Regions from separate parts of the Mus musculus genome. Here region 1 is linked to region 2. The links are chromatin contacts, found by Hi-C in ENCODE. All regions are on one chromosome and are shown on one strand. The core of a region is the stretch at or near the end of the contact, and the rest is flanking DNA. Distances in the headings are between cores, read along the strand shown.

What was found. Hi-C counts contacts between places; a loop is a spot of excess contacts on that map.
Region 1: a map of heart shows a loop between it and region 2 (4-fold over the local background). The contact joins the enhancer-like site here to the promoter of Ebf1 in region 2. A Hi-C loop is called at or near these places in 6 of 37 maps with a recorded cell type or tissue (CH12F3 and heart).

Annotation. Positions count from the first base shown.
Region 1 is chr11:44,664,133-44,666,832 of GRCm38, reverse strand. The region is part of intron 6 of Ebf1 (early B cell factor 1); the gene reads right to left. Among named protein-coding and RNA genes, the nearest start is that of Ebf1, 47 kb to the right of the region's middle. Within about 2 kb of position 1,385, at least 3 of the 3 ENCODE cell types and tissues checked have a DNase peak (open chromatin) inside an H3K27ac peak, as active enhancers do; they include heart, where a contact is called at or near this core.
Region 2 is chr11:44,616,730-44,619,429 of GRCm38, reverse strand. It overlaps Ebf1 (early B cell factor 1), which reads right to left and starts at 1,330. Exons shown (of 16, transcript NM_007897.3): 1 at 1,118-1,330. The coding sequence starts at 1,251.

The DNA.
Region 1 (2,700 bases), core at 136-2,635, 47 kb before region 2:
GGAGAAAAGGGAGAGGTGGTGGGGGTTACATAAAAATATTCTCTCACCCTTCAGAGTCTGCAAGCTCCCTTCCACCCTGCTCCTATCTTCTCTCTCTCTTCCAATCTCTTCTCTCTCTTTCCCTCCCTCTCTCCTTCCCTCCCTCTCTCCCTTCCTCTCATCCCTCCCTTCCACTCCTCTCTCTTGCTCTCTCCATTGCTCTGACTCTACAAATCTCTGTGGATTTGTATCTGTCTCTCTTTTCTCCTTTAGGTCTCCCCCATCCCATCCCACCCCTCCCTCCATCTATTCCTCCATGCCCCTCTCTCTGTCCCTTCCCCTGTCTCTTGCCTGGGATTTGGATAGGAACTGATCCCTCAACAAAAGGAACCAACGAGTCTCTAGAAGTAGCCCTGCACATGGTGTGGACACATTGTGACCCTGTCAGTAGAGGCAGCAAATGTCCCCTGACAGTGTGGCCCTCAGATGCCCTCTCTTTTCCCTCTCTTCTCTTGGCCTAATGAGCCTCAATTACAGCCAAAGGCGTCTGGACAGTGCCAGGCTAAGAGAGGCCTCTCACAAGGAGCCAGGGGCATCATTTTAACAGGTGTGTGTGTGTGTGTGTGTGTGTGTGTGTGTGTGTGTGTTCACTTCTAACTAGTGACATCTTCCGGCTGTTGGGTTTGGCCCTGGGTTAGGGGTCAGGATCCCTTCTTCCTTGCTGGGGCCCAGAAACCTTGCAAGGAAAGTCAGCAGGTCCCACAGGTCCCGAGAGGGCACAGGGGCCAGGGCTGGCTTGTCTGTGCCCTTTTTAATACCACATTCTAGCAAAAAGAAAATTCTGAGCTCTGACTTTAGAGCCTTTGACACATAATTGGTAGCCAATTTTCCTAAGTGGTGAGTCAATTTTCTGCTTGTGAAATGTAACTTTACCCTGGTGAACACCGGGCCCCAGGGTTTTCAATGTGGCTTAACAGCAATTATATGAATGTTAGGAAGGGGGGGAAGTGTTAAAGTCTCTGCATTTGCATTTGTACGTGTTTTTACCTCTTAAAGGCATAGGAGATATCTCCTAACCAACTCACCCACGGAAAAACCCACCCAGAGACAGGCTCAGGATATCCTGGGAAAGAAAACCACACTACAAAGGGTACCTTTTTTTTTTTCCTGCAAATATTCCAACCAGTAGTGAGATGTAATTGGTTGGGGGTGGCATTTAGGAGGTCAGTCATAGCATGGGTTCCTAGCTCCCCTCCAGCTGTTTTCTTTGCGTGCGCCCTAACCTCTATTACTCTGCCCATCCCCACCTCTAAACAAATACCCGGTGGCGCTGGGCCCCTCCCCTTTGCAGGCTAGTCCCCCACCCCCAGGCTGCTCGGCTCAGCTCCACATTTGCTGTGCGACTCCGCTTTCACTGGCGACAAACTGGAGCCGGGGCCTTTCCGTTCAGGAGGAACTCGCTACGTGTCGCTAACAACAGCACAAACACCGACTGCCCGGCTCTGGGCTCCGCTGCCCACAGCGCACTCGGCACCAAAGAGCCTCAACTGTAAGAAGTAATTCATGAGGTCCCACAAAGCCACTACTGAGAGTCATGGAGCAGGGGGGTGAGAAAAGGGGTGTTCCTGCTCCTGGGGCCTCCATCCCTGCAGATCTGAGCTGCAGTAGTTACATTCACAGCCCAACACAAGCAGTTTGTCCATGTTCGGTTTATCTCATGTTTTGTTTTGTTTTGTTTTGTTTCCTCTATGGAGACAAACCATCTCTATCTTCCATTAATCGTGCTTTTACATTTCCATCCAATTTATTAATAGGATGCTCTCACAGATATAGTTTACATATTTGTTGATTACGTGGACTTAGTTTTTACGTTCATTTAGTTTTGGACACTTTCACACATGTATCTAACAGAGTCTGCTCACAGAAGTCCCTCTGCTCTGGCTAACCCACCCACCATTCTCTTCTTCGAAATAAATCCCCATTCAACTTACATGTCTTTTTGTTTTGTAACCCACCATGTATAACTTTGCCCACCCTCAACCTTAGTCCTAAAATGCACTCTTTGGCTTTATCCAAAATACAAAAGTCATGCCACAATCATGTATTTCCACAGATGTGAACGACACCTACCCACACTGGCTCAAGCTATACTTGCCCATAAAAAGACAGAGCACTGCTGTGAACTTTTTTGGGAAACTTGCTACATTTGTTTCAAAAGACACATGTATTGTAACAAAATAAAAATACTGGGGAGAGACTGACTTTAGAAGCATATATGAGGAATAGGTTTTTTTTGTTTTGTTTTGTTTTGTTTTGTTTTTTTTAAGAACTAGGCTAGGAAACAGAGTAAAGTAACAAGAGTAAATTATATTTAGAGGTCACTAAACGGGAAGAAATACATAAGAAAAACTTTCCCCAAAATAAGAGAGACAGCATGCCAATACAGGCATTTCAGCACGTGTCCTAATTTTGGAGAGGAGGATAAATAAAAGAGTTAAATGTAGAAAAGAAACCGACTGTGGGACTCCTAATTCTGAAAGATAGAGAAAAACAGCCAATGTGCAAACACACCTGTGAAACTTGGTAACAGAGCCTGTGTTAAAGGCAGGATTGCCCCATCAAATGAGTCTCCCAGAGACTCAGTCTGCAGCTCCTGGGTTCAGTGTTTAGTAAAGGGCTTCCCTAAATCCCAGCCACAATGAGATGTCCTTGTAAACACCT
Region 2 (2,700 bases), core at 81-2,580:
AGTATAGGACAGTTGTCCCTAGCCCTTCCCCCCAAAAATGGAAAGATGGAACTACTCCCCATTCCCCTTCTGCACCCTTTATGTCTAATGGAGCCTGGGCCCACAAAGTTTTCCCCGAAGCCCAGGTGGTGGCCAGCAATGAAAAGGGCAAGGTACCATTTCTCACTTGGGACTAGGAGCCCCTGGACAGGGCACTGGGTGTGTCCAGGGAAGTTCCTCAAGTTGGTCTCCAAGAGCATGGCCTCCAAATCACTCAGTGTAGGATCTGGAGAGTGGGAGAGGGACTGGGGAAGGCCAAGGTGACAGTGGATGAGGGTGGCTTTTAGGAGATGTGAAAATTAAAGTTGGAAATCACTATTCTACAGGCAGACTGAGAAAAACTGAAGGCTAAGAAGTGGAGAGAGGAGAGAGTAAAGAACCAGATAGGAGAAATAAGAGGAGACTCCAAGAAGAAAAATGGAGAGAGAGAGAGAGAGAGAGAGAGAGAAACGGGGGAGAGAGCCAGGTGAGGAAAGAGAAGAGAAAAACGAAGAGTGAAACTGAGAAAGAAGGGGGGAAAAGAGTGGAGAAGGACAAGAAAAAATTAAAGAAGGTAGAAAAGGGAAAGGAAAGATAGGGGGAAAGGAAAGAATTAAAGAAGGTAGAAAATAGAAAGGAAGAAAGGGGGAGAGAAGAAAATTAAGTAGGAAAAAAGAAAAGAGGGAAGAAGAAAAAGGAAAGAACTGAAGCGAAATAAAGGGGAAAGGAAGCGAAGAGAAGGAGAGGAAAAGGGAAAAATATAACCACACAGAAAAGAAAACAAGCGGTCAGAAAAGCGCAGCTATCCAACACCGAGCTGCAGAGACGCCTCTTCTGGGTTAAAACAAAACGAAAACACTCGCAGATGGGGCTGCGGAAAGTGCCGGCAAAGCTTGGGCTCGGCTCCCTCCAGCAGCTCGCTGATCTCTGGCCACCCGGCGACGAGTGCTGCGCAGCCGAGGAGCGCGGAGCTCGGGCGGCGAGCGCAGCGCAGCGGCAGACGCACTCGCGTGGCCAGGCCCCGGGTAGCCGCGCCGCCGTCTCCGGGCTCTCCCGCTAGCCGGTGGCCTCTCCTCCACGGTCCCCCAGCGGTACCCACCTCTGCGCCGCTGTGTTGGCGTCCAGCACCCCGGCGCCCTGCATCCACGTCCGCACCGCGTTCATGCCGCTGCCCAGCGGCTCTTCCTTCATACTGCTTCCACTCCGTTGGATGCTTTCCTGGATCCCAAACATGAAAACAACCTTTTCTTGTGGAAAAATCTCCTCCCCTTTGAAAATATTTGAAAAAAAAAAAAAGGAAAAAAAAAAAAAAACGCCAACCACAGATTTTTTTTTTTTTTTTTGAGTCGATGAGACTCGCGCTACATCAAGGCGGGCTGAAAAGCAAAATTTTTAAAAATGTAAACCTTCGCTCAAAACTGAGCGATAACAAGGAGGGGGGCGAGGGGAAAAAAAAAGAAAGGGAAAATCCAACGAAAAGACCAAAATTAAGAAAAAACAGAGATATATGCCTGGCTGTTGGGGGTTGTTTGGTTGGTTGGTTTTGAGTTTGGGTGCTTTTTTTTTCCTTTTTTTTTTTTTTTTTTTTTTTTTTTTTTGCTTTTTTTTTTTTTTTTGCCTTTTTTTTTTTCTTTTTGTAGTAATCACAGGCCGTTGGAGAACAGGAGGGGCTGGAGTTTCCTTTTGTAGCGGTACCTTCACTTGAAGAAGCAGGAAGAAAAAAAACCACCCTGATGACAATTTAAGAAACAATAGATACGACTCTCGAAGCCGGCTTGGCTACTTGAAGTGTCATTTTCCACAACCAGGCAAGTTTTTTTCTCTCTCTTTTTTCCTCCTCCTCTCTCAACCAAAGATGTTTCTTTCCTTTCCGTGCGTGTAGATGAGGACGCTGGTTGCTGTAGACAGATACACCGGAGGGGGGGGGGGGAAGGGGAGAGAGAGGGAAAGAGGAAGGGGGGAGGGAAAGAGATAGAAAAAGAGAGGAGAGGGAGAAAGAGAGGGGTGGACCCTGCTGGATGGAGATTCTGTTTTCTCCTTGCTAAAATAGAAGTGATTTGCAGGCTCTCCCTGTGGAATCCAGTTTGACTCTCCCCAGAGCTAAACACAGGCACACTAACCCCAAAGGGAAGGAGGCGGGGCCCTCGCAGCCTAGACACGCCCCTTCTTTGCATAACGTCATCCTTCCGCCTTATCACAGCCAATCGCAGCTCCCGAGCTGGCTTGTTCACAGAGCCTGGCCACACTCCCTCATTAACATCCTTCTCCTTGTGGCGCAGGGGAGCCGCCAAAGTTCCCGGCAAAGTGGCGAGCAAGGGATCTCTGAGCTCTAGCGTCTAAACTGGAAGGAGCGTGGCCTTAGAGAGCGAGAGAGGGGGCAGAGGGAAGGAGATGGAGGTATCCTGAGTCGAAGGGGTATGCACCATGGCAGTTCTTAAGCATCCCTTCCGAGCCCTGAGCGCGACGGAGGCGTACTGACTGCGTTCTCTTTGGGCAGACGCCTAGTCCCTTGCTTGCCTGTCCTGGGACTTCGGGGGCAAACGTGGAGGAAAAAAGGACTGACCAGGCAGAAAAGGCAGGATGCCCATCCCAGGTGTCCAGCTCTTCACTCTGAAACAAGGGTGGCGGGATGAACTTTATGTGCGCGAGATCGAGACTTGAGGGCACTCGGAAGACATTATC